Linked DNA regions of Homo sapiens: region 1 is linked to region 2. Evidence: chromatin loops called from intact Hi-C (ENCODE). Cell type or tissue: heart left ventricle. All regions are shown on one strand. Each heading gives the region's core, and the rest is flanking DNA. Links, peaks and the distances in the headings are about the cores only. Region 1 has its middle 340 kb from the start of PSMD7-DT. Region 2 overlaps ZFHX3 (zinc finger homeobox 3).

Region 1 (16,313 bases), core at 5,171-13,170, 1.0 Mb after region 2:
GTTTTTTACAGACAGAGATTAAGTCTCTTATATGTGGAATCTTGGGGCCCCAGGACAGTGCCTGGAACAAAGCAGATGCTCAATAAACATTCATTTCATTCAGTCCAATTCTCGTGTATCTTCTCTCAGTGTCAAGCTTCTAACTGGGAATAAAGTAGTTTAATAAAGCTTCTTGAATCTTTGGAAAAGAAAACCTTTGACTCTTTATTGAGCTATTTCTGAATACAGAGTATACGTAGGAAGGTCAAAATTTCATCTTTTCCATCTTCCTCACTAGAAACCTAGTTATATGTCATCTTTAGGGATAAAGAAAGATAGGTCCCTCATAATCAATTTACATACAATCAAGGTTTGCTGTTTGCATTGTGTGCAATTCAGGGACCTCGAGAGAATCTCCCCCGTACCACTGGGCATTAGACAAGCCATCCAAGTTACATATTCCATCTCAACTAGCAAGCCAAAGGCAATGGCAGTAACAAAGCATTGCCTGCAGCCAATCCTGGGAATCACGAAGCGTCCGCCCCACATGTGTGCCATGCATCTGTTCAGTCCTACGGAGGAGAGACAAGACTCAAGGAGAGAGAAACCAAAACGAGGGCGGAAGGAGGAAAAAGCCAAAGCGGCTTCACACTAGTCCACGTCAACGCTCAAAACAAATCCCCCTTTTTTTAAGGAACTGAGGAATAGCCAGACAAGTGCCCATTATTCTTTATTTCTTGGACAAGACTTGACTAGGAAAATGGCATTTGCAAAGCGTCTGAGAGCACACTCCTCTTCCTTCTCTGTGCTCAAAAAGTCACTCAGAGGAAAGTGCATTCTGAGTTCTATTCCCCAATTCAAATTAAGTTCAAAGTCAATTCAGGACTGTGGAAGTGTTGAAGTTTGTTGTGGGGCCCGGCGGGCAGCACCTGCTCTCCCTGTATTAGCTATATCTGAGCACGAACATCAGCAGGTATCAGGCAGCAACTCAGGCGTGGGTGGAGGAAAGACACATAAATACCTCCCCACTTTCTTCTTAAAACCTTTCCTTATATTTAGATCACCATAAAACCAACAATGACTCAATGGGCAATTTTTTTAATCTGAATCGTGTTTTGCATTGACTCAACAATTCACAAACCAATACCCCTGCTAGACTCTCATGACCATATCGTATGTACCAGGGAGCTGTAGATTGCAAGGAAGCCATGCAAGAGACTTTCGTGGGTCAGACGGATGAGAATAGGTATCCCAAATCAATAGTGTTTACAAGTTGTAATTGTTTACTTATTGACACAAATTTACATAAAGCTACTTAGGGGGTCAAGGTTGGCACAGCACATGGTGCTCAATTACACTGGATTTTAGCCCTCATGTCACACCCTGACTGGAAAGCAAGAAATGCTGGAAAGTTGTGCACCAGGAATGAGCAGGCTATTAAGATCTGAAAAGCTGTCATCCACACTGAAACGACTTGCGTCAGCCACTGAGGATATATTTTAAACCGCCTGTCCGCAAGAAAACTTTAATAACGCAGCCTTGCTCTAATGTCTTGTGAGAGGAGAGGCAATTTTACTTCTTCTATTAACCCAACGTGATTACAATGGCTTATTTCATGGAATATTAAGTTCAAATTTTGCTCCCTGGGAGGACAATAAAAAAAAAAAGAGAGAGAGAGAGAGAGAGTGTGTGTGCTTATGACTTTGCCTGAAATAGCCACAGGACCACAGCCCCTTGGTGCTTTGAATGCATCCAAGCAGTCATCTCCCATAATTTGCTAATGGTGAAATAAATTAGTGACCAAATAATAACCTGAAAAGATGACATCAAGATGGAAAGCAAATGTTTATCTTTTGCAAAGGCCAGCATAACAAAGCTTATGGCAGTCTCTCATCAATCCCTCTTTAAAAAAAAAATGAAGTTCCTATTAGATACCTCTGGTGGTAGTTGTTTCATAGTGAGACCATAGTTAGACTTGCTAACAAAATAAATAATCACCTTGAAAAGCAACAAGCAGACACAGAGCCACCTGAACTATATAGATGCTTATGGAAATGAAACTGGGCTTCCTCTTAATAATTCCCAATGAGACATACTCCCTGAAAATTATTTTGAAGAGTAATTGTACTTATGAAAATTGGCAGGTTCACCATAATGAAGGTCACCGAGTATTTTTTATAGGTCTAACTGTAAGATTGTACACCCAGTTTTGCGATCAATATTCACATTTTGAATTGTAAGTGAATGATTGGATGGAATGTGAACCCTAATTAGTGACCCAATAATCTCGAAAGCCAATAGGCATTCCGCAATTGGTTCCCAAAAGCCATGACCAACACTTATTCTGAATGCTGCTTATTCTCCAATATGGCTGCTGTCCTCCAATCACTCCCCATATAAAAGAGAGGACATCCCTGTTTTTTTTTTTTCTTTGAGACAGTCTCATTTTGTTGCCCAGGCTGGAGCACAGTGGCGTGATCTTGGCTCACTGCAGCCTCCACCTCCCAGGCTCTTAGCCTCCCCAGTAGCTGGGATTACAGGTGCCTGCCACCATGCCCAGTTAACTTATTATTATTATTTATTTCTAGTAGACACGGGGTTTCACCATGTTGGCCAGGCTGGTCTTGAACTCCTGGCCTCAAGTGACCAGCCTGCCTCAGCCTCCCAAATTGCTGGGATTACAGGCATGAGCCACTGCCAGGCCAGGTGATCCTTTCTTAATATCAGGAAACAAAGCTCATTTTCCTTGGCTCTGCATGCCCTCTGAATAGTACATGAATTGTCGGACAGTTATCTTTAAAAAACTTAATTCACACCTTTCATGGTATGAAACTCTCTCTCCATGTGGGGCTTCCATAAACAAGGTTAATTTCATGGAATGGAAACCATAACTTGGTTAGCTACTCTGGTGGTGGTGGCGGGGGTTGGTGGTGGTGGTAGCTGGTGGATGGCGGTGGGTGGCGGTGGATGGTGGTGGGTGGTGGGTGGTGGTGGGTGGTGGATGGTGGTGGGTGGTGGCGGGTGGCGGGTGGGTGGCAGGTGGTGGGTGGTGGTGGGTGGTGGGTGGTGGCAGTGGGTGGCAGTGGATGGTGGTGGGTGGTGGGTGGTGGCGGGTGGTGGATGGTGGTGGGTGGTGGTGGGTGGTGGATGGTGGCGGGTGGTGGCAGGTGGCGGGTGGGTGGTGGGTGGCGGGTGGTGAGTGGCGGTGGTGGTGGATGGTGGTGGCGGTGGGTGGTGGCGGATGGTGGTGGTGGTGGGTGGTGGGTGGTAGTGGGTGGTGGGTGGTAGTGGTGGCGGTGGATGGTGGTGGTGGTGGGTGGTGGTGGGTGGTGGGTGGTGGTGGGTGGTGGGTGGTGGTGGATGGTGGGTGGTGGTGGGTGGTAGTGGGTGGTGGGTGGTGGTGGGTGGTAGTGGGTGGTTGGGTGGCGGTGGATGGTGGTGGTGGTGGGTGGTGGGTGGTGGTGGGTGGTAGTGGGTGGTGGGTGGTAGTGGGTGGTGGTGACCAAATTAGCCAAGTGTGCAGCAGCAAATCTCATTTGAAAAGCAACAAGTTCATCAACTACAAAACAAGACTCTTAGATCCATGGAAAACACAAATAGAGAAAATCCTCCCACTCATTTTATGTGTTTCTTTATCCTAAGTGGCATATTAAGCTAAAACGAAGTATAGTGAGCTCACACCAATGGCTCAGAAATGACACATTCCCTTATGGATGTGATTTATCACTGTTTTTACTTTTTACAGAGAAAAAAAACATATTTACCTTTAACATTTTTATTTGAGAAATGCAAATGGTAGATGGCATCATAATCATAAGCCTACAAACCTAAGGAATGTTGAAAGTTAAATATACATGGAAATTGTGCTATGACTCTTTAGAAAGGAAAAAAATGCATATGAATCAAATAATGTTGATTTTTACTCTCTCTTTAGAGGAGTTCCCTGTTTGTGGCTCACGTGACTAAATAATCTGATAAGAGGAGGAAGGCTAAATGGCAAACGGCAAACATCCCCACCTGATGTATTTCCTCAGCCCTGACCTTCAGATAAAAATCATACAGAAATCTGCAAAAGCTCCAAATTTGCAGCACCACATGCCTCCAACATTTTCAGACACAACAGTCAGGAGAGGAAAAAAAAGTAAGAAGAAAAAAAAAAGAAACAAAGGTATTGCTACTGAAAACAGTCAGCCTTTTCTCTTCAATATCTCAGGATTAGGGTCAGATGAATGCAATAGCTGCCTACGCCATTTCTTCCTCTGTCTGTGAACATTCATATTATAGGCACATATGTAATCTACATATGTGTGTGCCTATCATTTTTAAGTGTAGGTGTACCCAGTATCAAGTGTGTGGGGAGTTCACATAAGATATATTATATACATACTGTGTGCATATTTAGGAAGAAAAAAGACTTCAAACGGTAAAAATTTATTGCACTGTGAAATTAGCTAAAATTATGACAACTGTAAGAAAAAAAATTATACGGGCAAAATTTGGGTCTGGTGGAAGAATTCTTTGATGTCTGGATTCCAATTTAACCCCCGACTGAGTTCTAAGAATCAAATGAACAAAGTATATCATACACCCCAAGTCTGCCTGTCAGCACTAGTCATCATTTTTTATTTTATTCTTTCCAGCTGCATGTATTTACAAGACTCTGTTCTGACATTTCCTCCCCTCTAAATGTACACACTCACTGCTACGGGCAGTTGCCAAATACATTTGTAAAACAGTTCAATCCTGTGTTTGTTTATTCATTATGCCTCTCTATCAGTCTCAATAAATATGTAACACCCTAATTTTTTACATTTGCTATTACATCAAACCTTTGTATATTTGACTTACCTGTTTGTGTTTGAATATACACCACCCACGTTTAAAAAATATCTCAAGTACACAGTGAAAAGAAAACTGAATATTCACATACAAAAATTCACATATTATCCTGCCTTTCTGTTTAGGGTAGATTAAAGAATTTTTATAAAGATGAGGATTACAATGATATAGATTTCAAAACATCCCTGGGCACACAAATACTATGCTATTCCTATCTTGGTCTGCAATAGCAATGGCATATAACTCTGAACATATCCACAAATGGGTATTTTATATACATACAGTTGGCAACAGAGGCAGTTGTATATTCACTACATTGAAGAACGGTGAAGTCTCAACTGCTAGTACATGCTGCATACAGAAAGAACTTTTCCCGGGTATATAGCTGTTAAGTGAGCTAAGACTCTGAATACATTAAGGCAGTTATAAATGTTTAAAATGTTAATAATAAATCTAGGTTGTTTAAGGAGTATTTCCAAATAACATAAAATATTTAGTTTCCCTCACCCAACCCATAAAAAGATAAGATTTATCGCAAAATGTCTGAGGAATAATCAGCCATTTTTGGCTAATATATTTTAATATTTATACACATGACACATGCTGAATATAAATGATACATCATGATTTCCCATAGTGTATGGAATTTATACAATTAACTGCAAGATCCAATGGCTTCAAGGCACGTAAGGTGCAAACACAGTTACAAGGTTTTGCTGATTATTGTTATAAATCTTATCAAGCATAAAGGCATTAAAGTATATTCTGTTTACACCGTTCATTCTAAAATACAGCATATAAAAATATTATTATTTCTTATTAAAAGATTTATATTTTTCTGGCTTTTTTCTTTTATGAGGTAAATTTATTTACCAGTATTCAAAAAATACTTCCTATTTTTCCACTTCCAAATATGTGTTTGAAATATACCCTGAGATTCGATATCAATTTTCTAGTTATTTCTCAAGGGTTATATTTGTTCATAATAATAGCAGCAAACATTCTGGCATTATTCATTTGGTTTCTCCAAAGTGCTTAAATTTAAAAAGAATCAAATAACAAAAGCATGATGAACCGGATTGCTTATTTTACACACATCTGATAGCCAGATACATATGTATGCAGTTACGCATGTATATTTCTGGCACACCATTAATCATCAATGACAAAACCATGTTATCAATCCACCTACACCGAACATTAAATATTTTAATATTCATATAAATGGCATCAAATATATACACATGATTTTGCTTTTTAAATTAAGAGACTTTGGTCCTTAATGGAGATATTTTTCACTGGGCCTTTCCATTCCTTCTTAGCCATAGTAATATTTAAATACACTGGTACATAAAAATCTGCAATAAATTCTACAACACGACCCCAAACCGTCCAGTGTCTGAATTTTTTAAAAGGAGCTAAAGCCACAGCGTATGAAACATGAAATGGAAACATCCCAATCCCTGCATGCGTGATCCTGGGGTTGTCCACCCGTTAGTAAAGAGGCACTGAATTCTGCAGCTGCTTATCAAATCAGGTTTATGTTTCTGGAATGAGTTCCTGCTGCTGAGTCTGAATTTGTAGACAGTCATGAAAAAAATATCCTCTAAGACTGATCTAGCTCAAAAACAAAACCTCTGGAAAAACACGTAAGTTTTACCACACCCATGTACACCTAGGCAGCTAAAGAGTATGTTAACACGATGACCATCTGTATGCATGCAGACACAGGCTAATATATTTAATACATTTACTTGTATTCAGACCACATGCATATTAAATGTCATGCCTAAGTGTCAGTGATAAGATCCACATATGGGGTATATGTGTGTATCCTATCAGTAACATATATTCAATAATTTGTATGTTTACATTAGCTAAAGTACATTATCACTTTTCTTTTTTTGCTTTTTGCTAAAATAAGTCTGGAAACCAAAAGGGAGAAAATACTTGAGTATAGAAATAGTTCCTTTAATCAACTCCCCAGTTGGATATGTGGGGTAGGAATTCATTAGCATAGGCTTTTTTCCCTACTCATTTGTTAAACCAGAATGCTGGAAAGAACTAGAAAAGACTGCATTTCTCTTACTTTTCTTAACCATGTAAAACAACCCCCTAGAAGAGGTCTAGAATGAGCTTTGTTTCTTTTTTCAAATGGGTCTAATGTCCTTTCTCCACCACCTTCACACACAGACACAAAACCCACCGTGTGGGTTCACGGTCCACATCTGGCTCCCACGCAGAGTTGTACATTTGCAAGCACATCTTAAATATTGTGAAGCCAATTTGGACTTACTAAAAAATCTATGATACGAGTGAGAAATCATGCTAAATACGAGCCCTGGTAACTTTATTTTTAATGATGACTTTCAAAAAAAAAAAACAACAACAACAAGGTAAGGGAGAGAGATCAGCAGGGTGAATGTAAAAATTGTTAATCTTAAATTTCTACAAACCCAAGTGTCACAATAAGCATGTATGGTGCATCAAGCATAACAAAAAGAAACGAGATGGTTGGGTTCGGGGGGTTAGGTCGGGGGGGGGTCCCAGGCACTTGCTTCCTTGAACCCTCTGAATACATTTCACAATTCATCAGTTTTTGTCTTTCCTGCCACAAATGAGGACAATCAGACCAGACACCCATTAGATTCTTCATGCAATTTTTTTTTCTTGTTCATGACATGTTGGCAGGGAGGATGGCAATTCTGAAATCTTACCAAATGAGAAAAATGTCAGAAGCTGAACTGACAGCTAGTGGTTACTATGGTGATTGGTGATATTGAAAAAATATAATAAAATAAGACTCAGTTAATTCAAAAGGAATCAAGTTGGGTATTTTTAAGCCAGTTGATACAGATGAAAACTTAATCCTGATATTGGGACATTATCTTTTTGAGCTAACAGCCAAAGACACCATTTAGCTTAAATAATAACTAAATACACAGCTCATAATCTTGTGATTAAAAATAATAGAAAGAAACAGTATTGATAAATGGAAGTCAAATATTATTACCAAATGACTATCAGGGAAATATAGATTATATTCAGTGGAAAGAGGATTTTGTTCGGAGGAAAAAAATTAAAGTTTTAGCAAAATATTTTTAAAAAGAGAACATGGAAGCCTCACAGATAAAAAGGATTCTTCAGGGACAACTCAGATTCTATTAAAACACACACAAAGACATACACAAACATGGTGATTTCATCTTCAAAGTTCAACTCCCCCCAAAAAAGAAAATCCATTTTGATTCTAATGGTTAACATATCCAATCTCTTTATTTAAAAAAGATATTTAACAGAGAAAGCTTCATCATGAGATTTTTAGAAATATATATACATATATATATCTTCTCCATACCATCATTTCTCTTTTTGGTTGAAACCCAGTGTAATATTCTGACTACTTAAAGTGAGGGACCCTCATTTAATACTAAGCAAAATAATAGTAATAATAATAAAATACATATTGGCACCTTTTTCTAACATCAAGCAATGACAACTCTTGCTGGTTCAATCGATTGGTGCTATTATTTTTAGGTTTAATGGTTTTAAATGAAGGAAACAGAATATCATGAAAATCATATTTATAATTCACCAAAAATTATGCAATTGTTCATCCCACAGGTAATATACATGAAACCGAGAGGTGATTACTTTTTATAAAGAGAGTTTGAAAACAGTTAATAAAGAAGATGCAAAGTTTGTTAGGGGTTCAGCCAAGAAGAACCTATTGTATCTGAAAAATCTTTGACACAGAGTAAAACTTTTTTAAGCCTTCTCTTCACAACGACACTAAAATGGTATAAGCATAATGGATTAATAGGAAAAGTAGACTTAGGAAGACCAGAATCAGCTCTCATTTTGAAACAGTTGCATATTTTATCCATATGCCATACTCCCAGATCTAGTCTATATTTTTTTCATTTGATATAGGGATATTAAATTATCTACTGTTTCTTTTTTTTTCTTTTTCTTAAGTCAAATCTTTTGAGAGTTACAGGTAACTAGCGAAAACAAGATTGTTATTTATAACCTCAAGCTAGTATTTAATGCAAGAGGGAGGGGGGACATTATCAAGGAAGCTGCTCAGAAGAAAAAAAAATTAAGTCTTATTGGTTCAAGGAAGCTCTTCTCCACTGGACAGACTACAATGCCATCTACTGGAAAAGTGAAGTTCAACGTCACTTGAAACAGCAGAGCTAGTTTAAAAGGCTGATAGATGTAACTGGAAAGACATCCAGTCCTACATCCTTCACTGTTCAAAAAAGATAAGATATATATATATATATATATATATAGTTGTGGAAACATCAGTTCCTATTATAGATCATTATGTTCTTCCTCTGAGATCTCCTCCCAGCATTTTGCTTCTTAATTTCCAGCGAAAGCCTCTCTTTTTTAGCTTCTTCCAACTTCTCTTGAGGACCAAGTTAACAACACCCAGAAAAATAATCACCAGCAGCGAGCGACCTTGGGGTCCTTTTCTGCAATCTCTAGCTTGTGATTTTTCGCAAGCAGTTTGTGTTAGCATTTGCTCTGCAAAAGGTTTTTTTTTTCTTTTTTAATACCTAAAATCACAATAGGAAAGACTACCATCGTGGTCAGGAGCAGGTGGAGAAAAAAAAAAAAAAAAGCAGACACAGATCAAGCCCCCGGCTTCATAAGCACAAAGTCTCTTTTTATATGTTCTTATGCGGTATGGGATGGAGAATCTAAGGTCCCTTTTAAGAATAAGAATTCACCGAGGTTTTGTAAGCCATTCCCACATTTCCACCGGCATGTCCTTTGCTCATTTGCACGCTTCCCTTTCATTCTGGTTGGTTCGCCCTGTGATTTTTAAAATGAGAAATGGGAAGGAGGTAGGGTCACCATTTTCCACTCTCTAGATGAAGCAATTCCAGTTAAGGCAGGCAATAGTTAAGAAGCAAGAAGGGACTATCACTGTAATTAAATAAGAATTTGTTTTCACTAGTACTAGCAAAAAGAGAGTAAGTTCCTGCCTAAAAGCTGCTGCCAATATTTTCCATGTATAGGTATAAGTGTAAGTAAACAGCGGGGATTCTCAGCCTCCACAGTGTTGACATTTGGGGCCAGATAATTACTGTAGGATGGTGAGCAGTGTCCCTGGCTTCTACCCACTACTTGCCACTGGCGCACCCACACACACACACACAGTTAAAGCAATCAACAAGGTCTCCAGACATTGTTAGATGTCCCCTGGGGAAGGAGGGGGGCAAAATTACACCCTACTGATAACAACTGTTATAGGATCCTAATTTCAATTTTATATACATTAGTTCTCACCAGTCTCTATCTGGCTTTGATTCATGGTGGTGTGTGAAACAACATTTTTAAAGGAACTAAGAACATGGTGGAATCGGCGTGAATGGGAGAGTAACAATCTCCATTCTACACGTTCCATTACTTCAGGGCTGATGAGCATTCCTGACCTTTCCAAAGGCCTCCCTTGAAAGTTCTCCGGAGGAAACAAAAGGAAGAGGTTGGCTCATGGAAGGTCGCTGTCAGATTTGCCCCAAAAAGCAAGGGAAAAATTTTGCCATCAAAATGAAATCTTCCGGCAGGCAGAGAGGTTTAGATGGGGGATGGGAGAGAGGGCTGCGGAGCTATTTTATTCAAAGTGTTTAAATTAAGGGGCTTCACTATTCAAAGGCAAATAATAAACTGAAAAATAGGTCATCTTTAAATGAGAACTCTTTTTTTCCCTATAACAGGAAATCTGAACAGGAAAGTACAACATTTTAATTTCAGGATTTGACGTAATTTGCAACTTCAATGTGGAGCTTTTAAAAATTATCACTCTGTAAGAAAAGATGAGATTGGGATAAAAGTAAGAAAAGAAGTTAGAGTCTGGGGAGACACAGGCCTTATATTCAAGAGGGCTAGTGAAGTTAAAATTGTAGTGAAGTTCAGGCTTAGAGCAGTGTAGCTCTGTATTAACCTGAAATGCTTCTATCTAAGAGTAAAATCTCTCAAGTCTCATCCCAGAAGGTGTGTGCAGTCTCCATTTAAATGTCTCCAACAGAACACAAAATAATTTTGCAGTAACTGATCTACTGTATTAGATGTGCCTGGTCTATTTATTTCTGTTGCTTTTTAACATCTACCAAGAATATCAAAGTTTGCTTGGTGAAAAGTTTTCAGTCGGATAGTAATCTTTCCAAAATACCTTGAAAAATGTAAACGACATGTCTCTGCACCCCTTATTTACCAACCCTTTGATGATATAGGCGAGAAGAGTATGAACACATTTTTAACACTTGACATTTTCTAATATTCTGAAATCTTACTTTTCCATGTCACAGGCAAAGGGTATGTGGCATTGGGAAGGAACTGAATACAAAGTACTACATCCGCTCTTCAAATATGCAGTCCCTGGTAGCACCTTCTATAAGACTGGTGGCTTTTGTGGAGTGTTTCTTTCTTTAAATGAGCTGGACCACACATACTCACTCATTCAGAATAAGTCTATAGATGAACTGTCTCTGTATTTTTAAAGAAACTCAGCTTGTGCGGTCCGCTGATATCTCAGAGAAACAAGGAACCATTTTCACATAATGGATGGGGCTGCAGTGCGGAGCAGACAAGCCCCACTGGAAAGAATTCGGTCTGTCACGACATGCAGGAGAATTCTCTTATGTTTCTGCATCAGGTTTACCTAAACTAAGTTGATTTCCAGGGCAGAATTCATGGATTATGTCGTATTGGACCCAGGAAGGTTTGAAGGTTTGCTGGTAATGATCACACTCACACACACACACACACACACTCTCTCTCTCTCTCTCTCTCTCTCTGCCCCCCCCCCCCACTCTGCCCATGGTTACTGCTACTCTAAGCAGGCCCTTGGAGTCCAAAGAGAAAGTGTCTATAGCTTCACTGTTCCATTTTTATCTGTTTAGGAAATATTGATGTTATTAACCACACTTTTAACTGTCAGCATCTTGATATATTCTGGATATTTGCTAGGGTTCCCACTACTTAGTTGGTGCTATATGTGTGTGTGTGTGTATACATACACATATACATTTTAGATGGAGATGGGATATATATGTGTGTGTGCGTATGTATATATAAAGTTAAAAAAGAAGCTGGCTATTATCTGTTAAGATTGTCCAAGAGTGTGTATCTAAAGGATTTTCTTTCTGTTCTCTGCAGATATTACCTGAGCAGTGTCCCCTAAAATTGCTAGCACCTGGTGACCTGCCCCGCAGCTCCCCTCCAGTTTCCCTGCCTTTGCTTCATATAGAGGGATTTCTGTGCAGAAAACGCTCGTGGAGTCTGCCGTCTCTTAGTCTCTTAACTTTTATCGTCAGTTGCTAAATTAGCTAATGATTAATTAGTTAATGTTTTCAAAGCACTTTGAAGATGAAAAGCACCGCTAAGTGCTAAGTGTAAAACGGCATTAGTAATTCCACTCGGCAAAGACTAATTAGCTTTTAAAAAAATGTTCCCCCCAAACTGATCAATAATGTTTCTGGTATTACAGTAGGACTGTTTGTCCCACAGATCAGTAAGACCCACCTCACGTTTTAAGGCTTTTATGCCCCGAGACACGCAGAAATCCCGACTGAGGTTTATTGCTTGGTAACCTCTTGGCTTTCAGTGTGGCTGGAGTTGGACTAGTGATGTCATCTATACAAAATGCAGCATTTTTGCTGTCAAAAAAGCTTTAAAGGATTATTTAACAAAGCTAAAAGTAAAGAACTAAACTCTAGGAAAGTGGTACAGAAACATGATCAGTGAACTTATATTTAAGAAGAATTAAGCTTTTAAAGTTTTTTTTTTCCCATCTCTAAAAAGCTCTTTAACCGCGGTTCTCCAGGTGGCCTCTGAATTTATTGTGAGATTTCACTTTGATGGCTCTGAGTCCTCATGGGGACTATTATGTCAATAATTTCTACAGCAACATTTTATTCCAGGTACAGAAATGACTTAGAAGATAGAGCCAGGGTCTGGAAATTCCAGGATCCTACTTTAAATTACCCACATCAACCACGATTGAATGAAAAAAGATAGCTTTCACCCATTTTCCCCTTTCCAGCCAGATTCTTAATGGACAGACCTTTTTTTTAAGCTTCTTGGGTGCCAAGTGTCCCGAAACAACTACTCAAAAAAAGTTCAGCATTTTGTTTATTCCATCCACTTTCAAAGACTTAAATAATGTAAAGTTAATGGGAATCATGAAGCCAAAACAGGCAACTTTGCAAGAGGAAGCTTGTGGGTCATTTGTTCCCTTGATGCAAACATACTTGTCCCTGCTGTCTACCAGTGGGCCTTGGTTATAAACACTGGGGATTTGGGTTTTTTTGAAATGCCTGAGATTATTATTTTTAGTCAAGCTTTTTAAAAAAAAAAATAGTCTTTCACATCAAAAAAAAAACTACATGATTTCTATTAGCTTAAGGCTGGGATATTTGTGGTTTTTTGGTTGTTGTTTTTCTTTTTTTAAGGTGGGCAATTTCAGAATGACATTAAGATGCTGACTTTTTAGAACATCAAGAAAACATTATTAATATGTCATTCAAAATATGCAGTATTAACACATGAAACTCTACATACATAACAAACTGCAGAAACAACTCAGCTTAGAAAATACAAAGTTCAGCTAAACAAAAGGAATTTGACGTCTGGCAGCCTATGTTCTCTGTGTATTCTGTTACTCCAGGAATGAGTTTAGCTGGTGCATAAACACAGTAGCACATAAGCCATATATATGTGTGTGTGTGTGTGTGTGTGTGTGTGTATATGAATATGTATTTATAATGTGGACATGATATATACATACAATCACACACACGCACAATGCAACCACATCAATCAGTTGCTACAGACAACAATGACATGTGCACACATTCTCAGAACTTAAGGTTTGCTACCAACCTCAGTATCAGCCTTTCTTCCGTGTACAAAAATACATCTGCCAGAAAGGCGCGGTAAAAATCACCTGAAAACAAACAGACATGTTTTGGAAAAGTGTGGCCAGCTACTAGATGATTCCTTAGGGATTTCCTAAGTGAATATTTTTATAAAAAAGACACCTAAAATATGAAATAATTTGCACATAGCTATAACCCAGCCCCTGTGAGAACTAAAGATAAGCAAAGGTTAGAAGGATGAGGTGGTCAAGTCAAGGGTGCCTCTTACTGCCAAGGTCTCCATAAGTGAGTAGGACACAAAATATAGGAAAAGAGAAGGGGAGAAACTTGGAGAAAGCTACAATTTTGATCAGAAGGAGAAGTTACTTTGGAAATTTCAAGGATTATTTGAGATTCTTATCTAAATCAAGTTCCCTTCTTTTTCTTATAATTGAACAAGTGTTAAACTGTACCAGGCTGTCACAGCTGTCCCAATACGTGAACCACACATAGAGTAACAGCTTTCGTTACACATTTTTGTGAAGTAGTTTCCAGCACACTGTGATCAGAGCTTGCATATTTTTATACTACTCGCATATTGAAAATAAACCCAACATTTTAGATTATTTTTCTCATTGTGTATCAGGCCTGTATGGTTTCTGGAAGACAAAGGGGCAATTATGATTTTGTACCTACTGATCTGAATACAACACCTTGTTTTATTTTTGTATATTATGCTCAGTGTTTTGGTTAAAAAAAAAATTGGTTATGTGGGCCAATAAAGAAGTCCTGAAAAACTGTAGCTTAACCAAATTATTATCCATGGACTAAATGCTAATGCAATTTTTTCCACTTTCAGGATATCTTTAAGACAACATATCAAATACCCAAATCTTACAGGAGTGTGGAGGCCATGCCATATGACTTGGTTGGAGCTGTTAACAAAAGAAACATGGAAAAATCATGCAGTTTAGACTTTTAATTAAATTGTTTGTTTTGGATTCAAAAGCACTTTGTTCATTCAGCCCTGAGTACCAGTGGTGTTTCCAACCACAGATGACTATTCCCGAAATGACCACGGTTGACAGCTTCAGTGGTGGCTTTCAGAGTCTTTATTCGCAAAACACAGACATTCCGAAATGCCTTTATTTAAACTGTAATAAATAGACTATGCTTCAGAAACACTCTACAAAGAATAAGAATCTTTCTGCCTAAGTAAAAATGACCCTGTTTATCTGAATAGTTTTTGAATTAAATATCCACATGCTATTGTTTCAGAAACAATAAAAGTAATGATAGTCATCTATTGTTTATTGTCCTCTTCCCAGAATTAGAACTTAATTAGCTGCAAATGCCTTATCTTTTCCAAATCAGCATAATACACATTACCTAAATGTTGCCTCCTGTTGTTCAAGCCCTCTAACTTGGTAGATTCAAAATTAGCCAGTTATAGCAATGCTTTTCGCTTTAAATTTTAATAATAAACAGAGACATCCCCTTTCTTTCCCCCCACCCAGACCCTCCCTCTTTTCTGAAAACTGAAGTCTGCTGCTGAAAGGATTGAAAATCTGGAAAGAGTTTGGGGTGGACTGGCCAACCCCCTTTCATTTCCTTCAGATGTTTACAATCTAGCACCTTTCTGAAGACAAAGATGGGAAAAAAACCTATTTTTCCCTTTGACTGAAGGGTGAGACAGGGGGGTATTAAAAACTGATCAATGTAATTTTTTTCTCAGAAGTATTTGCACATCTGTGAAATAATGTAATTTATTTTTAAAAAACTTTTTATATGACATTCATGATTATAGCCCGATCTGGAGAATTATTCAAATATAAAATTAAATGTTCAAAAACTAGCTGCGCTGTGGATGGCTGAGCTTATCCCAGCTGTGCATTATACTTATATAATTCTATTAGAAGTATCAAAATGAGCCTTTCTAGATCTCACTGAATCTCTGAAAAGGGGAAGTGGTGTTTTCTAAGAAAGTGTGATGATCTACTTCTTTTTGTTTGTTTCATTTTTCCGTGGATCAGCCTCCAGGGGTCTAAAGATGCTCCCACCAAACTGTTCAAAAACAGTAACAAAAAAAGGTGATGGGAGAAGGGCTACTGAATAATAATAAAAGCATTCCGTAAAGTAGATTGTATTTTATTATCACAGGGTTTGGGAAAATCTGTGACTTAAAAGGAGGTTACAAACCTTAAAAGTAAATTCTGCTGTTTCAGTGAAATTGCTGGAGATATAATATGAGCCATCTGTAATTTCCCCTTCACTGCCCTGTTAAACACTGCAAGTCACTTTCACTCCCAGACCCTGATGCACCCACGCCCATCAAAAAGCAGTAAGTACCCCCCTGACTGAGGGAAATTTGCCCTCCAAATGTACAGTTTATAAACAAACTTTCCCTGACCAAATGTTAGAGCGAAGTTTTCCTTTCCATCCATATGCCTGTATACTGTCACCTCTGAATACATCTGCCTATAGGGAGGAATTCAATGTAATATTCATCAAATTCAAATTAATCCTGAACCTTACACAATCCATTCAAGGTAACAAATCGTCAATGACTTTTAAAATAATTGGAGCCCAGAAAATAAAAGACTATTAAATCTGTTTGAAGTT
Region 2 (16,313 bases), core at 5,519-13,518:
CATGCATCCTACTGCAAAGACAAATTTACTTTTGGGTGAGGTGGAGAAATGAAACCAAGTACCAGAAAGATACAGAGTTAGGCCAAAATGATTTTTGTAGAGGTATGGTGGTGGTGTTGAATGGCCTGGTTTCTAGTCAACAACAGGGTTGGGATATGAGTGGCCACTCAAAGGCACCCATGTGAGTCTCCAAGGACTCCTCTGTTGATGTCCTCATCACACTGCCTCTGACAACACAGTGTGTCTGTCCCAAGAACACAGAACTAGGTAAGGGCATATGGTGCTCAGACATTCCATCAAGAAAAGTAGCCTTGGTGCTGCCTGACCTCCATTGAGAAAGCCTTGAGCCTTTTATCCAGGGTATATTAACTAGCCACAGACAAGAGAAATCTGGGAAAGTTATTAGCATTCCAACTTTAGTAATTAATATGCTCCAAGATTCTATAATGCTCTACAACTGTCCCTACCCCAGTCATAATTTATGAAGCTCCAGAATTGTTAATAACCCATTTGGTCCAACCTGCCACTTTACAGATTTGGAAACTGAGGTCCAGAGACCTCAGGTCACGCAGGTGAACTTAGTGGCGGAATTAGGCCTTGAACCCAGGGCTTCTGACTCCTACGAGTCCTGTATTTTTCCTAACACGTTTCCTCTCAGCACATACCTTCTTTTGTCCTTAGAGACTCAATTTGGAAAAACGAAAAAAAAAGTATTTTTTCAGCCCCTTTCCATTCTTTGTCACAGATTATATTTCAGGCACTAAGTTCCCCATACAAAGGCATCTCTATTTATACAAAGCTGTAAACAACAGGGAAAACAGGGGGAGGGCTGGTAATAGATTTGCACCAGGATGTGCCTGACCTGCTTTTTTTCAACCTCAGTAATTAGAAAGGCAGCAGGTCTGTAGGAATTATTCATATGCAGCAGGAGCCATACGCTATACATTTATGTTAAACATGTCAAATCCGATTGGAATCATGCCTGCCAGCACCATATTCCATAAACGTACTTTTCCCTAACAGTCACCCAGACCTTGCCAGCCCATTAATACTTCCTTTAATAGCAATCTTCTATAGATTCAAATCAGGGACGCTCCACTGCACTAATTGCTGTGTTAGGTGAGCATCATAGATTTAAAAAAATTAATAAAGTAAAATCCCTTCAGGCCAATCCTTTAGAAAAATGAAAACACTCAAACTACCATTCTAACTCAAAAATTTACAAAAATATGAACGTCAGGGATTTTTGAAGCATTATTGTGGTGTCATTTCAAGTTGAGCTATTTCCCTGCTTCCCCTCCAACCCGCATTTTTCAAAAGCACCAATACCCTCTGGTCATCTCGTCCCAAATTACCTTAACTAGACTCAGCCTGGTACTCTGTGGCTGGAAACCATGACGACTACAGGAATTAAATAACCATCTTGCTATGATTCTTTGCCAAGAGTTCAATTTTTCCCCTAATTATTGGTGATAAAGCATCACATTAATTGTATATCACTTAACTTATTGCAAATAATGATTAATTGGATAATCACTGCATTAATCATTGCTCAGTTGCTGACACGGGGGGCTCTTCATTCGAGAATACACACATTCAAATCTATTCTGGTAAAAGAGAACAAGGGTCATTTTCATGTTTCAAAAGAGAAAACCACAAAGTTGGACAGTGGCAATGGCTGTGCATTAGGGAAGAGAACAAAGAACCTTCCTGTACCCTTCACTGGCCCACAGGAGTACATCACACTTTCCTTGACAAGATGTGCCCGCAAGGGCCTGTTCATGTGCTACCACTCACCCTCTTGGAACTCTCAGGCGGTTGGGACTAGTGGATATCCCCTGTCCATGTTTCACAGAGGAGGTACCTGAGCCGAAAGAGGCCAAGTGCCTCAATCAAGGTCATCTGCTGGCTGGTGGGCTTCCTGACTCCAAATCTAGAGTCTTTCCACATCACCATCCCGCTTTCAGACTGAGCACAACGCCAGCTCCTTACAAGACATATATCCATGGTTGATAATCCAGTTCATTTTGAACATCCTGGTGGTTATCGTGTTACTATGATCACTGTACAATGTCAGGAGACTGCTACTCCTTATACTTAGACATAGATGAAAACTAGATCTAATGATCAAACTGAAAATGATCCTTCTCTGAGAGATGGTATATTGGTAAGAGCTTGGGCTCTGTCCTAAGTTAGAATAAGTGCAAAAGCCAGTGTGTAAATCTGAACCTGTCTGTATACCTTTTGGCGATGTGCTAGAGATTCTTACCTTCCTTTTTTTCACATCATGGCACACACAGAAAATGATGGCAAATTGGGATAAACAGATGAAGCAGGACCTGTGTACCTGTGAGCAATTCATGGCATGCCTGCTGGGAAGGACAGGTGTGAAGCTCTAGAATGGTGCCTGGCACAGGGTTAGAGCTTTATGCAGCCGTTATAATTACCAGAAAGTTGCTGTACCTATGATGCATTCTTTCAGGGTTAGTTTTGTTCCTTTGGGGTATCTATAGCTGCACATGTGGCTACTTAAATCTAAATTCATTAAAATTAAATACAATTTAAAGTTCAATTCCTCAGTGGTACCAGCCACACTTTGCAGGCTCAATAGCCATATGTGGTAAATGACTATGGTATTGTTCAGTTCAGATGCAGAACATTTCTATCCATACCAAAAGTTCCATTCGACAGCACTGATCTATAGTAATATCGGTCTTACGACTACGGGCGTTCCTGAAATCCCCAGAAGAATGTTAGATTCCCTGAAGGCAGGCCCTATAATCTCACTGAATTTGTGATCAGTGGAACTCTGCCCAGTGCCTCGCATGGGGTAGGGACTCAGCCATTGATCGTGGAATTGACCCAACCTCAGTTCAGATCACTATCTTGCTTGCTGTGCTGCCACCCAGGGTAAAAGACCTGACATCTGAATAAAAGAATCCCAAAGAGGAACCCCCAAAAAGGAAACCAGGAGGCCCACTCCAAATGTAGAAATAAATAGCTGAAAGTGTTCAGTACAGAGTACCCATTCCTGCACAAACCCCAAAACTACAAAATCAGTAGCTGAGAAAATGCCAATTATCCAGGCCCATCTGAAATATTATTAATCTGCATCATGAACAGCCACTAATCAACATAACAGATTGTGAAATCACTATTTATTTACTTGCCAGGAGGAAGCATTCCCCGTCACATGTAATCAGATAGGAACAGCTCAATTTAGGGAGAGAATAGAACAAACGTAGTTTTAAAAATATATATAAAATAATAAGGATCCAGAAGAAAGCTCAGAGGAGGTTGCTGGCACCTGTATCGATTCCAAGATCAAATCGGCCCAAGTACCTTAATAAAGCCTGTCATTACACACTCAGATACTATAGACAAAATTATGCTTCGGATCAAAAGAGGATCATTTGCAGGAGTCGGGAAAGAATTTTCCCTTCTCTCTTTACTATTGTGCAGCTGGCAAGGTGCATCTCTGAGTTATTCATTCAATCACTCATTCATTCATTTTCTCTCTGTCTTTTGGAAGTAAAGATTAAGTAGGCCTGGTGCTTGAATGAATGCATGAGAAAGTGGAACCTTATTAAGGACATTCATTTTTTATGGTGCTCATTTTACGTCTTTTAGTAGTCTCCTGATTGCCTAGCATGTCCACTAGTGCTGTGAAGACACACTCCCAATGAATCAGAAACACTCTGAGTAAGATTTAATTGAACTGCTCTCAACAAAGGCTGCCCTAAACTGGTTGGAAGGATTAGAGAGGCACATATAGAGTGGCTAGCATAAGGCAGCACATAGAGTAGGGACTTTGCAAGTGGTGGCTCCTGTTTATTATTTCCGTAGTGCCCTTAGCACACAAAATGCACGAAACATACGCACCAAACATCATTCGCACGATCCCATTAAATGCTTGTATGTTGCTTCTCCCTCAGCTCAAAATTCCCAGGAGCCACATGCTGCCTTGCAACAGAGGACCCAAAGAGAAACTGCTACCAGTTTTCCTCATCTTATATATCACTAAACCATTAAACAAACAAACAACTTACATAGAGCTTACAACATGCCAAGCACTGTTCGGAGCTTCCCATAGTCAAATAATCCTCGTAGCAATCCTACAGAAATAGGTACTATTTTTAATCTTCATCTCATCTGAGGAAAATGAGGCACAGAAAGGTCAAGGTACCTTGAGTGGGGTCACACAGCTAATGAGTGGCAGAGCCAGGATTAGAAATCAAGCACCCAAATCGTGACAACAAAGGACAGATGGCTCAGAAGGTCACCCAGTCTTCAAACTGTGTTTGTGAAATCCTTTTCCCCAGCTCACCTGGCGATCTGTTTAATTGCCGTGTGAACCATTTGTTTAGCTCTCATTCAACGTTGAGGCAAAACTGGGATCTTGGTCCAGGCAAAGCCCCACAGGAGGATACGTCCCCCACTACATTCAGGGCCTTCCTTTGAGCACAGATGTCCATCCTCCACTCCTCGGTCCTACCTTACACATCGCCTAGGGTGTTTGACCCTCATTGTTTTCTGGAGTTTAGGCTTCTGGACACCACACAGGCCAGTCTGAAGGGGAATGCTAAGCACAGTGGACAGTAGAATCCACCTGGTGTGCTGCCCATTCATTCGGCTGCAGTATGGCCCTCTCTGTGTCTCCCAGGAAACACTGAACAGTGGTACATCACCCGCCCTGCGTATCTCTCCCGATATCTGGGAACTATTGTACTACCTCTCTAATTTCTCTTTTCTAGGCTGAATGACCCATTTCTTCAGCCTCCTCTCAAAGGCAATATTTCTCAGCCCTTCAGTCATTTTCATTGCTCTCTTCTGGCCTCTCTCCAAGATTCTGTATCTTGTTTAAATAGTGAAGTCCAACACCGAACATGATTTAAGAACAGTCATGCCTGGAAAAGTAACAAAGGCCCAACGAATACGGACTCCAGAAAGTAAACATTTTCTCAAAAACAAAAGTATTGTAATATTAATAATGGTAGTAAGAATTAGGTTGACCAAATAAAATCATTTTTGTTGCCCGTCACATCATTTCCTCTTATTATTTTCTAGAAGGCTTAACTGTCCCCTAAGTCTTCTCTGAAATGACTTTGCTCCTCCTCAAAAACCCTAAGCTTTTTTAGTCTCAGCTCTTCTTCCCCTCAACATAGAAAGCTTATCATCTTGAGAAATGGCCGTTCTCCTTCTCTCAACACCAGTTTTTCCAGAAATAGCACTTCCTGTCTTGGCTTCTTCAATGTCTTCTGCTTTGGGTAAGATGTCCCCCTGCCTGGCTGCACTGCTTGTCTCCCCTTTGGGTGGATTTCAGCACATGAGTGCTCACCCTGGGGGAGGGGGAGGACAGGAAGAATATGCAGGGCAGGCACCACCTGTGCAGGGCCCTGCCCAGGCCCCCAAATGCAGGACAAAGACCACCCTTCACTGCTGACTCCCTTAGTAATTTTTTATTTTTATTTTATTTTTATTTTTTGGTCACCCAGGCTGGAGTGTTATGGCATGATCTTAGCTCACTGCAGCTTCGACCTCCCTGGCTCAAGCATTCCTCCCACCTCAGTCCCCCAAGCAGCTGGTACTACCAGCGTGCACCACAATGCCTAATTTTTTGTAGAGACAGTGTCTCACCACGTTGCCCAGGCTGGTCTCGAACTCCTGAGCTTAAGCAATCTGCCGACCTCAGCCTCCCAAAGTGCTGGGATTACAGGCGTGAGCCATTACTCTCAGCTGGGAATCTTTTTTTTTTTTCCCCGAGATAGAGTCTCACTCTGTCGCGCAGGCTGGAGTGCAGTGGCTGGCATGATTAGGGCTCACTGCAGCCTCAACCTCCAGTTGAGGGTTCAAGTGGTTCTCCCACCTCAGCCCCCCGAGTAACTGGGACTACAGGTGTGTGCCACCACACCCAGCATTTTTTTTTTTTTTTTGAATTTTAGTAGAGACAGGGACTCGCTATGTTGCCCAGGCAGGTCTTGAATTCCTGGGCTCAAGTGATCCTCCCACCTCAGCCTCCCAAAGTATTGAGATTACATGAGCCACTGTGCCTGACCCTTAGAGAATCTTGAGGCTAAGAATCAGGGGTGACCCTGATCAAGTTCCACATGACAAATCTCTCCACTGGCCTTGGGAGCAGGTGGGACCAGCGACTGGACCTTCAATAGAGGAAGAATGACATCAAGGGCATTTTGGTGAAGAGCCACCAAAGAGATGTGACCAACACCCAGATGCCCTTGCACACAGCTTGGCACTTACCTGGATACTCAATAAGCAAGCTGGCTTTGGTGCCACTTAAAAAGCTTAACCATTAAAAACTACAGTATAATGTAGTATAATAAAGAAGAATAAAGGTGACTGCTCAAAGAAGCAAACGAAATCTCCCTCCCACTCATCCTTTTTCTGGGCAGACTAAGGATGTATCCGCTCCCTGACTTGTTAGCTCCATTCTTCCAGGGAAGGAAAGATGAGAAGGCTCAAGGACAGCCACACACACTACCTGTCCACTTGCCCTGGTCTTTCTCACCTCCGCCCTCTTGGTCCTTAGCAAGCTCCTCTGGATCAGCAGCTGTTTCACTGGGTCCTTCAACATCTTCAATGGCTTCTTCTGAAACAGAAGAAAAACATGTCAAGGGTTAAAAATAAAAAGAAGATGAAGGACTTTTGGCCTCTGTTGCAAACAACTGCCAACGACAGAACAGACACCAATGACTCGTCCCCCTTCTCTTTCCAGAGGCCCCTGGGAGACTGACGGTGCTAAGGATATACTGAGGTCTGGGTAAGCAGTGGGGACTTTCCTTCTGGGTAAACAGTTGGTATGAGGTTGTGACTCGCTCCAGATGTGTGGCCATTAGGTATTTCCAGATAGATTCTGAATGCTTCGCTTGAGTAGTTCTAACTGAAAAACCAATCCTGGTTGAAGCAGTAACTCCACCTGAATCCCTGAAGTTGCATGCAAGTCTTTTACACTTGAAAATGCAAAACATGGCCACCTGTTCACTTCATGCCTAGCTCCATTCCCAAAGCCTCCTGGTACTGGCCTAGACCAGCCCCAGTCACTGACCCCTCACAGGGCTCACAGTGCCTATGCATGTGCCAGAGTGTGTGGGAATTGTTGGAAGTCATGCAGGTTGCGAAGAGTCACAGAATATCAGTGATATGAGTTCATCAGTTTGAAGAGTTCCAGAAACCAAATGGTATCTTGTGAACATGCCAGGAGGCAGTGGTGGGAAGTGAGATTTGTAGAGTAAGGGATAAAAATTTGTAACAGAGTCGTACACTTTCTTTTTGAAGCAATTCCATCCTTCACTCACTACGGGTTTAAAACTAATGCAGGAAACCTCTCTCCAGTTCAGTACACAGTGCTACAGTGAAGGCAGAATGACGGCTGCCAACGCTAGGCTGCTTATGAAGTCAAATGTCGTTCAGCCAAGTGGGGAAGAAGAGAATAAGATACTCTAGATGCTGAGGGAAAGAAGGGGAGACACTTCTCTCTTGCTTTCCTGGCCCTCCGAAACATTATCCAAAACATGCATTCAGTAAGAGTGGGCTAAGGGAATGAATAAAGTGGACAAACCAAGGTGAAATAATTTTAATAAAGATGAAATTATTAGGAGGCTGTGAAGAGCACATTTTCTCAGGTACACAGGCGTGAGGGCAAGGATGCCCACATCTGTCAGCAGACCAGACCCCAGCAAGGAAGTACTGGGTCTGGCTTAGAACACTGGATCAGGCCTCTATCCAGCACCGCCAGAGGTCTGTCCAACCCCAATTCAACTTTTCAGTATTTTAAAGTATCATGCCTTCTGACCCTCTAGAAAACAGCCTCTACCCCAATGCTACTTTTCCATTTTTCTAAATGTCATGCCTTCTGACTGTCTAGAAAACAGCCTCTAAATGTATCTCACGAAGGAAGTAACAGGAGTACAAAGTAAATTGGTCTCAAAGGGTTTCTAAAACACTGAGGAAGAAGATGTCTATTTAGAATCAGATTGTCTTGACTCAAGAGATGATGGAGGTCCAAGGTCTGGAAAACTGAACTAGTGTCACGGAACGTTCTTTCTTCCTTACCACCAAGAGGGAGTTTATGAGGCAGTCACTGGGAATACAGGTGAAATACGGTACTGTTTATTTTCATCTCCAACTCAGGATTCCACATATAATTTCTCTGTCTCCTTCTTTGTCTCACTGCACAATAAAGTCAACATCAAGTTTCCCTACCCTACCCTTAGTTCAAACAGAGAAAAATCAGGCAACCACAGCTTGAAGTCAATCAGATATAGAGCCCCACATTGACACCATACATCATTTAGTAGAGTAAACATGTATAGGTGTCAGTAGAGTAATAACAAATTACACAGCGTGACACAGGAACTATCTTCATTATGTCCAGGTGGGACGTTCTGTGCACATTTTTAGGATTTCAATAAAATTGTTCAACACTATAATGATAAAATTCATCTTTGAATGGTGATACCAGCGTGCGGTCAATGAATATTATTGCATTCGGTCTACCCAGATGAGCTAGGTCCCTTAAAGGACCCTTATTTGTCCCAATACATGCTGTGATACAAAATATCTGTAGTGTTGATACATTTATGCCTATTGTTCCATTATTGGAACACTAAGCTTGTAGGAGTTATTTATATCCTACTGCCCAAGGTCATCGCCAAGGTCTGATTTTTCACACACAAAAAATTTGCAATCTCCAGCATAAATGGGATAATCAAATTTGATTAGGCAAAGAGATGGCTCAATGGCCTCTCATCTCTAGTGCATACATATGACCACCTTAGATGAAGACAGTCTGATACCTACAAACTACAGAACACCCTGAGATGGTGATGTGCAGTGTCTGAAGGTGCTGCTCAGCAGACATGGGAAGGGATTTACCCACTGGGGGGCCATCTCCAAGCCAGCACATTATACAGCCTGCAGCTATCACAGCAGAGCACTAAAAACTCACAGTCACCCAACACTGACCCCAATTCTTTGAGCCTTACCAAACAAATCTGTTGAGAAACTAGAGACTGTAATGTATAAGCAGATCATTGATGCATCAAGCATGGAAACTGCATGTTGCTTTGTGAATATTCCTGGAGCTCTCATTCTGTGAGCCCACTTGGGCTTTTGCTTTCTTCCCTCCCTGCCCTACTGCAAGCAGAAAATGAAGGCAGCTGAGTTCCGATGAGAGGATCAACGAAAGAGGTTATTTCAAGAACTTATTTTGCTTATCTCTTTTTTTAAAAAGATTTACAAATCAAGTCCTCTTCTTGAGTTCCTAGGTTTAATATTATCATTTGTGATTCATTCACTAAAAGGCTGTTCTATGCGTGGTAGAAGAAGAAATGATTACGAAAATCCTGGATAAGCCAGCTCCCTTTCAAGGGGATCAGTGTCCTCAGTCCCCCACCCCCACCTAAAAAGCAGGTCCCATTCAGCCCAGCCAGCTCATCCCTGCAGTTCCATCCAGGACCTACAGGTGTCGCCCTCCGCATGGCGAGGCCCGGAAGGGCAGCTGGCTGCAGGAGGCAGAGGAGTCTGGACCGCCTAACCTGAGCATGTGGAAATAATATATGTCTTCAAGTGAACTGTCTGGTCCTGGAGAAATAAAATAGGACATTCATAAGCAGTTACACCATCTGTCTTTATACCATCATCATCAACAGCAAGAGGAAAAATAGCTCTTTAAAATGGATGAAAGCCCAGGCTGACAGTAACCGGAAAACTGTGAGCTCTGAATACCAATAAAGGTAGAGAAATGATTAAAAAACAGAGATGCAAACTGAAAATTTGTCTGGACAGCTCAGGCCCACGATGCTTTGCAGGCAGGGTGTGTTTTATTGGTTCCGAAAGCATAAAGCAAGCTGCTTACCAAGAGCCAGGCCTGGGGAAGGGCTTGGTCTCCCGGCCCTGGAAACACGTGGGAACCAGGGGCAAAATAGCATCCCGCTTTGAAACAGAGATCTGCGTCCACACGCTAAGCTCCTAGGGCTGTTATCTAGCCCTTGTTCTCTTTAGGAATGTAGATTTGATACACACGTGCTGGAGAATGGAGGGGAGGTTTTTTGCTTTTCCCCCCACAGATCATGGATTGCATTCCCCCCTCTTCTGCGAAGTCACTGGTAACTGGCTGGGTCATTATTACAGAGGCTGCAGATTTTTTTCCCCTATAATATTAGCTACTGACAGATGGTGGGAACAAGTGAAGACCTGATGGACTGATGATCGGTTTTATCTGGAAAATCCTGTCTTTCCTACAGAAAAAGAGACCAAGACACATAACAGCCACTGTGCCATTTTTAAGGCTGAAACAGACAAATCAAAACCATCTTCTCCTTCAAGCATTTAATGGTATTTCCAATCCCAACCAGAGCACACCAGGAATGCTTTCCCAAGGGCGTGGCCAGGACCTGGGAGAGAAGGTCATCCCCACTCCCCTAGTCCCGCCCTGGTTCTGGGCAGGAGGTAGCAGGCCCAATGCCTCCCAGACAGCTCTGTGTTTTAGAAGACACCAGAGAAGGTGTCTCTAAAACCCATACGGAAGCCCACAGTAGCCTCAAACTGGAGCACCCCCTCCTGTGTGTGTTTTCATGTTAAAGAGTTAGGGAAATAAAAGCAAATACTGGAAAACTGCAGTGTCTTCCTAGGGTCCCTTCTGCCTTTCATTTCCATGTTCAACAGTGACTGAAGGCCTTTAAAAAACCTCTTTGGCTGGGCATGGTGGCTCATGTCTGTAAATCCCAGCACTTTGAGAGGCCGAGGTAGGTGGATTGCTTGAACTCAGGAGTTTGAGACCAACCTGGGCAAGAGAGTGAGACTCCATCTCTACAAAAAATGCAAAAATTAGCTGGGTGTGATGGCACATGCTTGTAGTCGTAGCTAACTTGGGAGGCTGAGGTGGGAGGATTACTTGAGCCCAGGCAGTTGAGGCTGCAGTGAGCCATGACTGCATCACTGCACTCTAGCCTGGGCAACAGAGTGAGACCCTGTCTCAAAAACAAAACAAAACAAAACTCTTTCCATCACCACCTCCTTTTTACAACTGCTTCTCCCAGATAGCACTTACTTACTAGTGCCTGGCAAAATCCAGCCTGCTCATCACTCAGGCTTCCTGACTAAGTGCAGAGCCCTGAAGTGCAAGAATTCCAGCAGATAAATACCTTCTAAAGGGGAAAGCTTCCTAGGACAGCTTCAGTTAAGGGGATGATACCCCAGTCCCAGAAAATTTCCCTTCAATCAAAGTGGTTTTGCTGACCACAAATGCAAATTGATCTCTTAATATACCTTATACTTAGCATCTTGGTAAAGGTGACTGCACAATTCCCCCATCGGTGGTGAAATCTGCTCCTGAAGGAGGAGAGCATGCCAACTGGCAGCCCCATGGGAATTTGCACCAATCTTATGAACAACCTGGAAATTGGTTCGCGAAAGCAGCACCAGGCAGAAGCCAAAAATAGAGGTGGCATCACCACAAAGCCAGCATTCAACCCCGCAACCTCACTGTATGCACTCCCCAAACGCATCACCCAAGAAAATGTTCTAGCTGTTTAAAAAAGAAAAAAAAAAAGGTACTATTTTCCCAAATAATGGGGGCCAAGTGACGTGTCCACGGCGGGTATTCTACGAATCACTTATAAGCTTGAAGGAAGGGGAGTCAATCAATGATTAAGACTAGTCCCTCTGTTCCTAACTCTTAACAGGATAATGCAGATTAATTCAAACCTTCCCCAAACCTGACAAAGCCCCCATAGTGCCTCAGTGTGACAGAAATTTGGAAATTCTCCTAAGAATCAGGGTATCTGTACCCGAGGCTCTCACATGATCATGTTACTTAAATAATACACCAATCTGTGATCCCCGAAGAATGAAATTGTTCTTTCCTTTTTCTTTGGAGGGTGGGATGTTTGAGGGTGGGGGTGAAATAAAGTGCGTTTGCCTGTCGGCAGGCTCAAGAGCTGAGAAACATTAGCTGTCATGAACCACAATCAAATCAGGTTTGAAATATTTAGCAGTGGCTTGGAAAATGCGGCGGTGCAGCTCTGACAGGCGAGATGTGCACAGACACCCACTTTCCATTATAATGGAAATATCAGGCCTGTTCTGAATATGTATAACCCAGAAAAATGTATTGATTTTTCATTCGGCATTAAAAAAAATGAAATAGCCTGCAGCTGTCAAAAGCCTTTTGTTAAAAGCTCATCTTTCCTGGAATGAGGTTTACCAGAAACAAGTTTTAATTGTATATAGGACCTCTTCTTTGAAAAACAAAATAACCTATCTGCTTACTTTGAAGATAGAGTTAAAGCTTTTCCTTTCTCCATTTTCAACCTAATTAACCCAAGGACGACCACTGAAGCAGGTGGGAAAGGCGGGGTACACTCTGACCATCAAGACTGACACGGAGGATGGCAGCTACAAGTGGCGTTTGCTGGTGTCTCTGTGGTGGGTGGAAGGAAGGACTCGGGGATGTGCCTCGCTCTCGTTCCTCTAACTCCTGTGTAGGTGCGGCATCCTGAGACTCATTGTATACCCTGACCAATCACTTGTCTTCTTTAAGCCTTGGCTGGCACAACTGGAAAACGAGGGCAGAACACTCTAGCGTGTCCAATCCTCTTGGCATTTTGTTATCAATGGGAAACCTCTACTGGCTGCAAATATTCTACAGAATATGCAGGCTTTATTTTGCAAATACAGGTCAAATCAAATCCCACAATATAAAAGATGACTACTAAGGCCTAGACCACTTATTTCAAATAAAATCCAGTGCGTTATAATTCTGCTACAATAGAAACTTTTAACGGAACACAATCTGCAATGCTGGTGGACGGGCAGTTGTGTTGCTCCCAGCTTGTTACTTCTACTCCCGTCTTCTCTCTCTAAGCCAGGAAGGAAGAGGCTAGTGGTGGTAATCTTTGTGGCTACACCGATGGAGGTGGGCCACTCCCTATGCCATTCTCCCTCTGTGACTTTCGAGCAAGTGGAGTCTCATCGAATAGTGACCACAAGTCCTGCCAGTGACTCTCCATGAGCCCCAAGCTATATCCTACCTGTACCGTGACAGCCAGACCCAGAATGTAGCAACCTACTCTGCAACATCCCAGACACATCTCAAATATTTACTCCCTGGTTTTATTCCATGGTGTTCTTCCAGCCCTGACAACCTGGCTAGATGCCCGAGAGGTAACTTCCAAGCGATTAGGTCTTCTGGGTAACAATGCCCTGCCTCGGGAATTTTCCCTTAAATCAAGGTGGTTTTTGCTTACCACAAATACAAATTGTTCTCATCACACATCGTACACTCAGCATCTTAGTAAAGGTGACTGCATGTTCTCATGTATGTACACGGAAAAGGGAATTTGCCAATCTCCATGGAAGTCCTCTGTGGATAATCATCTAAATTAAAAAAAAAACACCAACCAACTTTGCCCATTCCATCTTCTACTTCTCAGCAGAGTATATACATTTACTGAGGAAAACGCCAGATCACAAGAGGAAGGGCCTGGGATCCAAACCAGCACTGATGAGTGGGACATATTGAGCTAACTAACCCTATGGTAGTCCAGGCAGGAAACCTCGAAGGGGTGAAGACTGAGTGCAGATGTGTGTGGGAGGGTGGGGGCAGGAGAAAGCAGGCAGGGGCTCTACAGCTGGAGCATCTATTTACTCATCAGAAGTGTAATATTTTCCCACCTTCTCAGGATGTCATTTCTTTTCCAATGGGCAAACTCCAGCGCATGAATAAAGCTCGAGACATTCATGCCCATTTGCTCTCTGCGTGTATGATAAGCAAATGGGCCTCCCGCACTCCTGCGGGCCTCTAGAAGCTGCCTCTTCAGTAGGACCGAAGTGCACCAAGTCAATGGGACAGAGTGTGGGAAAAACAGAGGCAGGTCTCCCTCCAGGGGCGCCATTGCCTTCATCCTTTTCCATTTTCTCACCCACTTAATCTCTCTGCCATGTGAAAGACCTCTCTCCACCTGCTGGACTAAACAGTCAGAGGTCAGCCTAATGCTCCTACAGGTAATTTTCCCACCCTGGTGGCTTACCAAAACAAAGTGGCCAAACTGCTAACAAACTGCTAGCTTGTTTTAAACAAAACTGCCTTCTCAAAGATGACAACGACACAAACAGATTTCAGCCCTCTAAAAGTGGAGAAGATGGGGTCAGAAAGAAACTGGGGTCATGGAAAACTCAGACATGCGCCCTGGCTCCAATGATGATTTTTTTTTTTTTTTTTTTTTTGAGACGGGGTCTTTCTTCGTCACCCAGGCTGGAGTGCAGTGGTGCAATCATCACTTACTGTAGCCTCAAACTCCTGGGCTCAAGCGATCCTCCTGAGTAGCTTGGACTACAGGCACATGCCACCACGCCTAGATAATTTTTGTATTTTTAGTAGGGATGGGGTCTCACTATGTTGCCCAGGCTGGTCTTGAACTCCTGGCCTCAAGTGATCCTCCTTCCTTGACCTCCTGAGTAGCAGAACTACAGGTGCACTCCACCATCCCCAAATAATTAAAAAAAAAAATTCTAGAGATAGGGGTCTCGCTGTGTTGCCCAGGCTGGTCTCAAACTCCCCAGCTCAAGTGATCCTCTTGCCTTGGCCTCTCAAAGTGTTGGGATTACAGATGTGATCCACTATGCCTGGACCTACAAACTCTTTTTCACATGGATCCTTTAAGTAATCATTTTACCACAAGAATTCTTTTTACCACTAGATGGTCATTTACCAAATACACCTGGGGCCACAGCGCCTGGAGTTTCTGGACAGCTTGAAAGGTGGTGGAGAGCTGCCAGCTTCCAAGGGGGTTGCAGCAGGGAGGCCCTGCAGGAAAACCCCACACTGAAGGAATTCAGCCTCCTTACCGCCCCCACCCTGACCCCGTTCCTGTCCCCCATTACCACCATCCCTGTTTTTTGGCATCAGGCTCTAAGAATCAACACTCTGAAAGCAACTCTGGGTATTATTAAAAATGACTAATTGGAGAATAGAGACCATTTATGCTTTTGTATATTTGAAGATCTTACCACTGTTTACAGAAACAAGAAAAATGGGGATTGTGTGGCAAGAGGCAGCCTGGGAAGGGAGGGCCAGGCTGCAGCTGCGTGTTCGGCCCCTGCTGGGCAGAGTATGGCCCAGCTCAACAAGAATGCAAGCCTGGGGGAGCCTCTCCATTTGCCTTTTTACTTTACCTCACCTCCAACTTGAGCATTGACAGGAGAGAGCCTGTTACGAGTCCAAAGTGGCCAGGGCCTATTAAGGCCTCCCCGAGAAAATTTCCCCTTTCAGCCGTCCCTCCTGTGGGAACAGCACAGAACGCCAGAGCATGAAGTGAAAAATGCTGCCGTTGTGTGGTGAGGGACGGGTCCTGCCATTTTTCCTCTCCCAGGCAAGGCCACTTGGCCATTTGAACAATTTGTCAAAACCGCACAAGAATTACGGGGGTGGGTGGGGGTCAAGAGAGGAGAAAAAGGGAGGAAACGCCTAGAGCCAGTATTGCAACAAGTTCCATTTATCTGTGTTCTTAGCAAAAGCACCTGGGTTGCCCCCTGCAGAAATCCAGAAAGGATAAAAGTAAATGTGCGGTGACAAAGCACAACGGAACGAAATATGTCGCGGACTCGCCTGGTGGCTATTCACAGGAAGATTTTTTTTTTTTTTAATAACTGAAAGGTGTGAGTTCCAGTTTGTAAAATACAAACCCAACCCTGAAACGCTCTCGGAATACACGCTAAGTAAGAAAGCTAGCTATGTCCCAGAACTCTGAAGTAAACGGAATTCAGCAGGGATTAGTTCCCTTGGATTTCTACAGAGCCATGATTGTTGCTGTTACTTTCACACATGAAATGTAAAAAAGGCAAATTCCCCGAGCATGTCTGTAGCAGAGCGTGATGTGATTGTGTTGTCATTTATGGGAAATAATCGCAGGCCCATCTCTCCCTTCCCCCCCCCATTTTCCAGTCCAAATAACCATGAAAAATTACACTTCAATGTCAGCGCGACGACAAAGGAGGCGCGCTCTCTGGGAGCTCAGCGGATTTGCAGGGGTTTTTCCTTTCTTTGGACAAAAACTACCTTCAATTGTACTTCATTTAAAACGTGATCTAACAAATGCATTTTGACAAGTTCCTTTCTCTTTTTCTCCTTTCTTTCAAACAGTATTTTACACAGTTTAACCTCACACCAAACTGGAATGTTCTAGAAAGAAGGGGCATGCAAAATAGAAGGTCCTTGATACCAAGAAGGGTGTCCCCCATCTCGTTAAAAACAAAGGAGTCAAGAAAAATGATTCCAACCCAGTATGCTACTGAGA

The links. Hi-C counts contacts between places; a loop is a spot of excess contacts. Peaks named below come from ENCODE experiments on the same cell type or tissue, not always from the same donor. Only the 100,000 strongest peaks of a DNase experiment are listed, where the experiment ranks them.
Region 1: it touches region 2 in a loop (7-fold over the local background); 9 of 110 quality-filtered maps call a loop at or near these places.

The regions. Positions count from the first base shown.
Region 1 is chr16:73,869,850-73,886,162 of GRCh38, forward strand. It overlaps a transcript of ZFHX3 not described here. Among named protein-coding and RNA genes, the nearest start is that of PSMD7-DT, 340 kb to the right of the region's middle. RefSeq lists a silencer at 8,801-9,095. In heart left ventricle, for the core only: a CTCF peak has its summit at 8,978 (motif pointing left); no DNase peak of the experiment used is centred there.
Region 2 is chr16:72,823,253-72,839,565 of GRCh38, forward strand. It overlaps ZFHX3 (zinc finger homeobox 3), which reads right to left. Exons shown (of 10, transcript NM_006885.4): 5 at 6,527-6,607. Among named protein-coding and RNA genes, the nearest start is that of ZFHX3-AS1, 170 kb to the left of the region's middle. RefSeq lists an enhancer at 9,866-10,035. In heart left ventricle, for the core only: a CTCF peak has its summit at 9,483; a DNase peak (open chromatin) is centred at 9,499.